2 separate regions of the Homo sapiens genome follow, and region 2 is linked to region 1. A link is a loop called in an ENCODE intact Hi-C map of the cell type or tissue named here. Cell type or tissue: psoas muscle. All regions are shown on one strand. Each heading gives the region's core, and the rest is flanking DNA. Links, peaks and the distances in the headings are about the cores only.

Evidence for each region. A loop is a pair of places that touch in the nucleus more often than their neighbours do. Peaks named below come from ENCODE experiments on the same cell type or tissue, not always from the same donor. Only the 100,000 strongest peaks of a DNase experiment are listed, where the experiment ranks them.
Region 2: a loop joins it to region 1, with 3 times the contacts of the local background. A loop is called at or near these places in 3 of 110 quality-filtered maps.

Annotation. Positions count from the first base shown.
Region 1 is chr9:115,742,356-115,747,745 of GRCh38, forward strand. LOC101928775 (a long non-coding RNA gene) reads right to left here and starts at 1,884. Exons shown (of 3, transcript NR_109805.1): 1 at 1,802-1,884. It overlaps LOC105376234 (a long non-coding RNA gene), which reads left to right and starts at 1,484. Exons shown (of 4, transcript XR_930269.2): 1 at 1,484-1,750; 2 at 5,273-5,371. In psoas muscle, for the core only: no CTCF peak of the experiment used is centred there; no DNase peak of the experiment used is centred there.
Region 2 is chr9:115,681,772-115,687,161 of GRCh38, forward strand. No RefSeq gene overlaps it. Among named protein-coding and RNA genes, the nearest start is that of LINC00474, 240 kb to the right of the region's middle. In psoas muscle, for the core only: no CTCF peak of the experiment used is centred there; no DNase peak of the experiment used is centred there.

The DNA.
Region 1 (5,390 bases), core at 238-5,237:
TCCCTTTGTGAGGTTCATGTATTCCTATTATTTTCTAGGTTTGAAATTCTTATTTCCAGGGTAGAATTACAAAGAAGGGAGCAATTGAAAACATCTGCTCTGCTTTCAAACACTGACAGGCACCTCCATCACACTCCTTTCTGCTGCTGGACAATTAGGTACAGCTACAGGCAGAATTGTTTTTACCTTTGACTGGGGTTCTCTTCTTGGCAGCGAATTAATGAAATGCACGGAATAAAAAGCTGTTTCTCGCCCACTGAATGGATGTAACTGTCACTCGCTCTGATAAGGAACATCTATCCCACGCAAGACAGAAGTGGCAGAAATCTTACTTAGTTGACTATTCTAATGACTCTGTTTGTTTTCCTAAAGCTCAGGCTGTTTGAGGCAGTGTAAATAATGGATTTTGTCTATGTTGCTACAGGGTGAGGAGAGGAGGGAAAGAAGAGCTGCTCCTACCATGAGTTTCTGAAGTGGATGAAGGCTGTAGATGCAGAGGAAATTATCCACATCACTGCAGATAGTCTCGATAGCAGCGCCAATGAAGTTACTGAGAGTTGTATTATTAAAAACACCTATCATTTGCTGAGCACTTACATTTAGAAGGTGCAATGAAAAGCAATTCAAACAGACTCGATCCTCATGAAGTCTTTCTGAGTTTGGTATTATTTTTCCTTCTTTTTTTCAGATGAAGAAACAGGCTGCAAGGCCAGAGCTATAATGTTAAAAAGGTGAAGACTCAGGATCCAAACTCAGGTGCAGGTGATACCAAAATCTGTGCTCCTAACTGCTACATGGTAGACAGACTTTAGAGGCAAACACACACTTAGGCTAGAAAGCAAATCTACAGCTAATGTGTCCTGAACTTTGGCCAAAATATTTCATCTCTCTCAAGGTCAATTTTCGCACACGTAAATATAGATAATCATAATTACCACAGAGTGGTTATTGGAATTAAATTCATAACACATTGAAATGCTGGTTGAAGTGCCTGATGTACAATAGGTTCTCAGAAAGTGGGTGTCAGTTCTCCTTTTTGGAGATATTCAAAGGGGACAGCTACTTGGTAGGTATTTTATTTGGCATTACTACCCCTTGTGGGAGAGAGGTGGATAAGAAGCCTTTCTAATGTCTCCCAGCCCAGAGCGTTCATGCCATCAATCATTTGTTCAGGATAACACAAACTTGCTGTCTGCCTCCTAACTCAGAGATCTTACTTCACTCTCAAAGGTATAAGAAACAGAGAAGGTATAAATTGTTGTTCAAACTTTTCTAATAAGATCATGAAACCTCAAATCTAAAAGCTTTACATTGTCAAATGTAAAGTCCCTTCAATGTCCACTTATAAGAACAAAAAAGAAACCCTTACTCTGAAAAATTAATGCACTGTTTGAATTTTTCCTTGGGAAAGGAGAGACATAGACCTGGTAAAGGGGGAGAGGAGACGTTAGGGCACAGGGGACTCTGGTCTGGTCCTGCAGCCTCTCCTTTTGTGACTCCACCTATTACAGGGGAAGAGACCGGAGTTACACCGAGTTACTGGCGGAAGTATCCGTCCAGGTCTGCAGCAACGTCAATTCTTGCCTCCTAAGAAGGAAGAATTCGACTGAGGGGCACAAAGCAGAAAGGGCGACTGAGTCAAGTTCCAGAGCAGGAATGAAAGTTTATTTTAAAATGCCTTAGAACAGGAACGAAATGAAGGTGTGCATGGAAAAGACCCACGCAGGCACATGAAGGTTAAAGAGAGAAGGTCAGTGCCCCGTTTAACTGTAATCTTGGGACTTTCCCAAGGGAAACTCACCTCTTTCCCATGATTCTTCCCTTAGGGTGGGCTGCCCGCCTGCACAGAGCCCTCCTTAGCTTTGGGAAGCAAGCATGCGCCATGTGTTAAAGGCGTTATTGGCATGCCCCTCCGAGGCTTTTTTCCTTTTTCCGGTGGCGTGTACCCGGAAGATCATACTTCGCCATTTTCCTCTTAATACGCATGCCCAGGAAGTTTCTTCTCCCTGGGCTCTGCGTTCATTTACCATTTTGATGTTAACAGGTGTGGACTATCAGGAAATGGCCTCTGCCTGACGCTGCTAAATCATCACTCTCAGAGAGGCAATGCGAGAATTGCCAAACCAGCACCTGACACTTCTAGTGCGTGGGGGAAGAGCCCTCTTCTGTCTGGCTCACGCCTACCTACCTACCTGTAACACATCCTAGATGCCTATCTGGACTTAGTGTTTTCATCTTTTAAATGAGCAAATTAACGTAATACTAGAGGATCACTGGAAACTTTACAATCCAGTGGGTTTGGTTCTCCCATCTACCTCTCTTTCTGTCCCTGCCCTTGGATCTCCTGTACTTCTTACGATATTGTGATGGCTTAATTTTATGTGTCAACTTGATTGGGCCATGCAATGCCCAGATATTTAGTCACACAATATTCTGGGTGTTTCCTTAAGAGTGCTTTTAGATGAGGTTAACATTTAAATTGTTAAACTGAGTAAAGCAGATGGCCCTCCCTAATGTGAATGGGCCTCACCAAATCAGTTGAAGGTCTGAGTAGAACAGAAAGGCTGACCCTCCCCCAGGTAAGAGAGGATTTTTCTTGCTTAATGGCCTTCAAACTGGGACATCAGCATTTTTCCTCTCCTCAGACCTAAACTGGGGTTCAAGTCTGCTGGCCTTAGGACTGAAACTCAACATCAGCCTGAGTCTCCAGGTTGTGAACTCACCCTGCAGACTTGCAAACCATGACACTTGCCGGCCTCCAAAATTACAGGTGTCAATTTCTTATGGTAAATCTCTTCATTTAAAAGCTCTCTCTCACACACAGACACACACACAAAGCTTATCTGTCCTAAAGAATCTTCACTGTGAAGCCTCATAAATTCAATTTAAGACAATAGTACAGTAGAAATGACTGACAAGTCATAATAAGTAACATTAGCAATATATAATTAAATATTTGCAAACATTCTTTATACTCACCTATTCTTTGATATTTCCATTTCCAACTAACCCCACTGAGCAGATTAATGCAATCCTACTTTCCAGATTAAAAAAGAAAAAAAGGAAGTTGAGAGTGATCCTTGGCCATATAGCAGAGATAGATTTCAAATTGCAATTGTCCTCAATACACAGGGACATACCTTTCTATTGCACCACAACGAATTTCTAACTGATACTTGCACTTAACAGAGACCTTTGAAAACTCACTTCAAAGCAATGAATAACCTAGCTGAGTCCAGTTAAGTAGCCTGACAGAGGAGAATAATGCCTATGGTCTATGGTTGCTTTGCAATGAAGATCTGTCCTTGGTACAGAACCTTTTTATAGGTGCAAAAATTGTAATCCTGATTATCCTGCTCAATAGAGATCAGAGTGGTAGAGCAGCAGTTGAAAATACAGCAGAATGAAATGCTTACCTTATCTTAGGCTCTGATGTCAGAATTTCTCTTCAGGATAAAATTATTTTTAAAAATAGAAAATACCTTAATAAACCCCTTGGGATGATTTAGTGAAGGGAAAGGTCCAAAGACAATTATTTCTGTGCAACAAAAAATGATCCCTCACTAGACTCTATTAAGTCAGGATGAATTTTTGTTTCCCTTCTGGAAGTAAGAGCTGGAGCTCAGCTTATGGGGAAGAGATTAGAGACAAGAGGCAGGAAGATCAAAATAGGTTGAGATGATGAGGTAGAAGCGACAGTGAAAACATTTTAGTGTCTGGACAACTGAAAATATTTTTGGCACACTGCAGACTAAGACTTGAGTAGTGAGGTTTTTGGGGATAAAGAGTTAAGATGTGGAACAAAAGGGAACACATAGATGCTGAAGTTAGGAGACAAAGATGATTTTGAGAACAAAAAAATTCCTAGCAACTAACAAAAATCTTGAAATCAGCTTTGGATCTGAGTATAAATCTGAAGGCTGAAATAAATATTGAAATCTCAAGATTCAGAAAGGCCCTGCCTATTGTCTGGGTTACAGTTCTACACAGGTGGGTGGAAAGATTCCAAGGTGAATTTGTCTCTTCTACTCCCCCTCTACATTTTTTACACTATAGGAAAATCAGAAAAGTAGCCTGTTAGCTAGATGGCAGCTTCCATGTAGCAATATCTACATGTCATAGATTGAAAGGGGATTAAACCCTTCCCACTGTGCCTAGCATTGTGAGATTTCATCCTTGAGAGCATCTAGCAGTGGGAATGATTTAAGATGACAGCACAGCTTACTGTTCTATCCTTCAAATCTTTCCCACGTCCATCCTGACCACTGTAACAGTGTGTCTGGTATATTGCATTCCACTGTGGTTGAAAGATGCATCCGGGGTCTGTAGTGTATCCCCCTTCCTCATGTTTCCATTACTCAGGGAACATTTTCGAAAGATGAGATCTGCTCAATTTTGGAATAGTTTCCAGAGGGATGTGGCAAAGTGCCGCATCATTTTATTTACTTAAAATTAGACCAGAGCGAGGAATCCCAGTGTCCCACTGTGAGCAGTTTTGTACCGGTGGGAGGATAGGGAAGAGAATCATGCCCATTTGCTGCTGGAATACAAGAGGGGCTCTTCATCATTACTTCATATGACTCCCCAATTCTGATAATTGCCATTTCAAATATTGGTCTTCTTATGGAGAACACAAATTATATTTTTTTCTAAGTTTCTTCCTTTCTGCTCCTACTTCTCACCTAGCATTATCATACTGTCTTCACTAATCTAAGTTCCAGTTGAATTGTAGAGCACTTAATGGAAAAACAATAACTTTACAAACTAATGTCCTGTTCCCCAAGTTCTAAGAAGCCAACTACAGATTGTATTTGTTAAAGATTTAAAATGTACCCTCATTGCAAATGGATGTATTTGTCAGCTTGGGCTGTCATAAAAAGTACTATAGACTGGGAGATTTAAACCATTGAAAATTTACTTTCTTACAGTTCTGGAGGCTGGAAGTCTAAGATCAGAGTGCCAGCATGGTCATGTTTAGGCAAGAACTCTCTTCCTGGCTTGCAGATGAACACCTTCTGACTATGTCTTCCCATAGCAGAGGGAGAAAGATCTGTTTCTCTTCTCAGAGGCTACTTTCTTGTTGGATTAGGGTTTCACCCTATGGCCTCATTTAACCTTAATTACCTCCTAAAGACCCTATCCCCAGATACAGTCACACTGAAAGTTAGGGCTTCAACATTTGATAGGGTGGGAAGGGCTGGGGAGGGCACACAATTCCATCTATAGCACTGAGATTTCCAATGCCTAAAACATTTAATTTTTCAATCCTCAGAGATGGATCTCAAAAAAGAAATCAAAACTGGCTCAGATTTCCCAAGGATTTCCATATCTATATACTAGAAGATAATTCAGACTTATGCATCTGAGAAGGGTAAGTTCAGTGATCTGGT
Region 2 (5,390 bases), core at 234-5,233, 61 kb before region 1:
AACAGACATGTTTTGTTCCAGATCTCTTAGGAAAAATCATTCAGTCTTTCACCATTAAGTATGATGTTAGCTACAGTTTTTGTTTGTTTTAATAGACGCCCTTTGTAGATTAAGGAAGTACCCTTGTTTGCTGAAAATTGTTATTAGGAATGGATATTGGATTTCGTCAATGATTTTCTGCATCTATTGAGATAATCATGTTTTTATTTTTTAGTCTGTTAATTTGGATAATTACATTAGTTTATTTTTATTTTTTCAAATATTAACCAAATCTTGCCTTCCTGGGATAAAACCTACTTAGTAACTAAGGATTATATTTGTTACATATTATCTATTTGATCTAATAAACATTCATTCAAAATTTTGCATCTGTATTCATTGAGAGTATTGTTCTGTAGTTTTTTTGTAATATTTTTAATCTAGATTTGTTAAAAGAATACTGGGGTCATAGTATAAGTTGGGTAGTATTACCTCCTCTACAATTTTCTGGAAGAAGTTATGTAAATGGTGTTTAATTTCTTCATAAATAATTTACCAGTACAGCTATTGGGTGCTAGGGTTTTGTTTGTGGAATATTTACTACAAATTCACTTTATTTAATAAATATAGGGCTATTTACTTTGTTCTTTCTTGAATGAGCCTTTGACATTTTCTGTTTTTCAAGGAATTTTCACATTTCGTTTGAGTGTTGAATTTATTGGCATAACATTGCTATAACATCTCTTTGTTATCCTTTTAATATCTGTAGACTCTGTAATGACATCAATTTTTTCATTCCTGATTTTTATAATTTGTGTTCTCACACTCTCTCTCTCCAGTTCTTCCTCTCTTCCCCACCGATAAATTTTTCTAGTTATTTATCAATTTTATTGATATCCAGAAAAAAATAAATATTGGATTCACCAATTTATTTCTGTTATTATTGTTTTTTTATTTGTTCGTTTCCATGTGGATTTTTAGTATGTTCTTTCTCCTACTTACTTTAGATTCAATTATGCTTCTTTTTCTAGATTTAAATGATAAATCTGAGGTTATTTCATTGAGATCTTTCTTCTTTTCTAATGTATGTGTTAGTGCTATAAATTTTCTTCTAAGAACTGCTTTAATAGCAACTCACACATTTTGGTATATTGTGTTTGTATCTTTGTTCATCTCAAAATGTTCTCAAATTTGCTATGAAAATACATAAGCAAATGTATTTTCTTTTTGTCTCATGGTTATTTAGTAGTGTTATTTCATTGCCAAATGTTTTTGGATTTTCTAGAGATCTTTCTGTTGTTGATTTCTAACTCAATTCCCCTTTGGTTAGAGAACATACTTTGAATGAACTGTATCCATTGAAACTTATTGAGACTTATTTCATTGCCCAGAATACAGTTTAGGTATAGGTTATACGTACACATGAAAAAAAAAATGTTTATTATCCTGTTCTTGAAAGAAGTATACTATAAAAGCCAATTAAGTCAAATTAGATAATTTTTTCAAATATTTTATATCCTTTTTTGTTTTCTGTTACTACTTCTAGTACTTATTGAAAGATGGGTATTGATACCTCTGAATATAGTTATGAATTTGTCCACTTTCACTGATGTCCCGTTGATTTTTTTCTTCATGTATATTGAAGGTCTGCTTTTAGGTCTGGGATTGTTACATCTTCTTGATGTATTTTATCTTTTTATGAAACAAACTTATTTTATCCCTTGCGACATTCTTTACTCTGAAATCTATTTATTATAATATTAATTTAGCCACTTCAGCTTTCTTTTGATCAGTGTTAGCAAGGAATATCTTTTCATATCCTTTTAATGATAACTTGTTTTTATTTAAAATATTACCAAAACAGTGCATATGGTTCAGTCCTCTTTTTTTTAATCCAGTCTGATGATCTTTGGCTTTTAATTAAATTATCTAGACCATTTATATTTAAAGTAATTGCAGACATTATTAGATTTACATTTATCTTTGCTGATGAAATTACCATTGTTTTTTATTTGTCACATCTGATATTTGCCCCCTATTTTTCTGTCTTTATTTGAGTTAATTGAATGTATTTATTATCCCACTTGAATTTCTTTGTTGGCTTACTAATCATAACTCTTTAGTTGTTCTTTTAGTTGTTTATTTAGGATGTGTAATACGCATTTTTAACTAATTAGCCTACCTCCAACTGATATTGTATCACTTCATTTTTCCCCTACTGAACTTTATTATTTGTATATATTTCACTTTTATATGGTCATATAAACTACTCTACATGTTTGTTTTTGTTTAAACAATTATCTTTTAAAGGGTTTTAAATGTTAAGAAAACTCATATATTTACCCATGTAGCTTCCATTTCCAGTGCTTTTTATTCCTTTGTGTTGATTTATATTTCATTCTAGTGTTATTTTTCTTCTGCTTGATGGAATTCTTTGACATTTCTTTGAGTTCAGGTCTGATTAAGTGAATATTTCACTTTTGTATGTCTGAAGATATTCGTATTTATTTATTCTTTGTTTTCTTTTACACAGATGTTTAAACTGGGCATAAAATTCTAGGTCTTGAGGTTTTCTTTTCTTTTCTTTTTTTTTTTTTTTTTTTTTTTTGAGATGAGGTCTTGCTGTGTTGTCCAGGCTGGTCTCTGGTCTTGAAGTCCTGGGTTCAAGCAATTCACCTGCCTTGACCTCCTATAATGCTGGAATTACAGGCATGAACCACCACACCCAGCCTGCAGTTTTAAAAATTATAATTTTATTATTTTAAAGATGTTACTTCCCTGTCTTCATAATTATGTCTAATTATGTCTTTTTACTGTTTTAATGTATTTGCCTTCTACTTCTAACATCTGTGTCAGTTCTGGGTTGAATTCAGGTGATTGATTTTTCATTATAAGTCATATTTTTCTCTTTCATTGTGTGCCTGGTAATTTTTGAGTGGATGCTAAGCATTGTAAATATTACCTTGTTGAGAGCTGGATATATTTATATACTTATATTATTAAACTTTGTTTTATAATGAAGTTAAACTAGTTGTGAATACTTTCATGTCTTGCTTTTAAGATTTATTAGTTGAGACCAGAACAATGTTCAATCTAGAGCTAATTACTCCTCATTACTGTGGCACAGCCTTTCTGTGTTTTCCACCCATTGCCTTATGAATTAGGGGTTTTCTAGTCTGGTTGATGAGAAAATACATTTTTCTTGACCCTGAGTGAGTACTGAATGCTGTTTCTTCTAATTCTTTTGGTTGTTTTCCTCCACTTTACACTACTTTTCTTACATGCAAGAATTGTTCAGTAGACAACTGAATACTGGAGAGGGATCCTCTGGATATCTGTGAATTTCTGTGTGCTGCTCTTTATTTCCTGGTATGCTGTCCCATGAATTCTAAAGGCCTTGTCCTCCCTGGACTTACCATTCTATTTTCTAAACTCAAAAAGTTCCTTGGGACTTTGTCTATATTTATTCTCTTTGTGTTATGGTCTGGAAAACCTCTCAATACAATAACAGAAGGCAATTGTAAGGCTTATTTCATATTTGTGTCATATTCCAGGGATCACTGTTCTTTTTGCCTAATGTTCAGTATCTTAAAATGTGTTGCTTCAAGTATTTTGTCTGTTTTTTGTTTGTGTGAGTGTGTGTTATTGTTTTAGATGGAAAGGTAAGTTGTTTGTGTTAGTCTATCTTGGTGGAAGCAGAACTTATATAGACACCAGGAGGAGGAAACCAAATAGAATAAAAATGTTTAGAGACCCCATTTATCTGGATTTTATTTCTGTTTTTTCCATTTAGTAAACTTGTAAAACTTGTTCTTTATTAAAGACATCAGTTGTTCAACTAAAGATAGTTTCACGTCATTATTGTGAGGATTAAATAAAATAATGTAATAAGCCAGCAGAGGATACAATAAAGACCTATCCCTGTTCTCTTTGTGGCAGACTGCACAATTGATATGGTGAGCTTATGTCAACTAATCACATCCCTTTCCATCAGTGATTCTGCTTAGTGACAACTCCATAAACAGTTCTTGTGGAATTAGTTCTTTGCATTTAAAAGAAAGAATTTGAATTTATTTCTACTAGGTGTTTTTCTGTTACAAACAATTTATCTCTGCTCCACTTTCTTCCTATTTATCTGCATACTGAGTCTGAGAGCTATCCATGTCCTCTATATCTTTCAAACAATTGTCATTTACAAATTGGCTAAGCATACCTTCCATTTAATGAATAACCCCCCATCTTGAAGTGCTATTTTGTGATGAACACTTACAGAAATTAATCCCTGTATAAGTTATTAACACCAGTTTTCTTCACATATTTTGATATATGGAATATTGAATGTATTTGTATTTTCCAAAAACTATAAATCCAGAAAAATGAGACTACTCAGTATGTGTCAAGGGCATGATCAATGTATGACTTCACATCCAGAAAATATAGCCAACTAATTTCATCACATGTGACATCAGACCCAATATAGAAGAATCTTTTGACATCGAGTAATTTGAAGAATGACTTGCATTTTATGACTCAACATGATTTCTAGATGGGATTAATATCAGAGTAATATTGCAAGGGTCTCCAGTTTCCAGCCTGAGTGGTCAGATAAAATGAGACAAGAAGAACCTTCAAAAAAGAGTCAATACAGGGCCTAGCATTGATCATCCACATAGTTGTTTGGAGGTTCCAACACTAAGTTAAAACATTAGTTGCTGAAGAAAGGCTTCCCATTATAGTGGGAAGTGTTACATAAAATAAGTAACTGATATTTTATAGGTACTTACAGGAAATGAACAAGGTTATGAAAAGGAGTAAATTTTACAAATGAGAAAATAATAATGTTAATAATAATGGATTCTATTATAATTATTATAATATCTAGAATTTATACAGACTTTAAACTTTTTATTCAAGCCTAATGCATACACAGAAGAGAGTATCAAGAGAATTTTTATGTGTTACAAATGTCCTCCATATCTATCTGAATTTTTGTTATGAACTTTAACTTTGGTAATATCATTCCTAATTTAAGGTTACAAATACTAAGGCCAAGAGAGTTTAAGCAACTTTTAAAGTAGGTGATATTGTTATTAAGCATATGACTTAAAACTTGATTATGAGTGTTAGATGGTTCCAAAGCCAGTGTTCTTTACTAAAGTTGTATTCCTGTAGTCCCTGTTTTCTGAAATGTACATATGCTATCAAATTTAATTATCAAAGAAACTCTGTGCAGTAGATAGTATTCTCTGCAATTTACAAATAATGAACCCAAGGTTTACTGTGTTTCAGTAATGTTCTGAACATATCTACTATCTATCAGAATGAAGATTCAAATCCAGATCTTTTTTATTCTCTTTCAGCACACTTTGTTATTTCTCTCCATACCCAACCTGCCTAAATGCCTGTCTGAA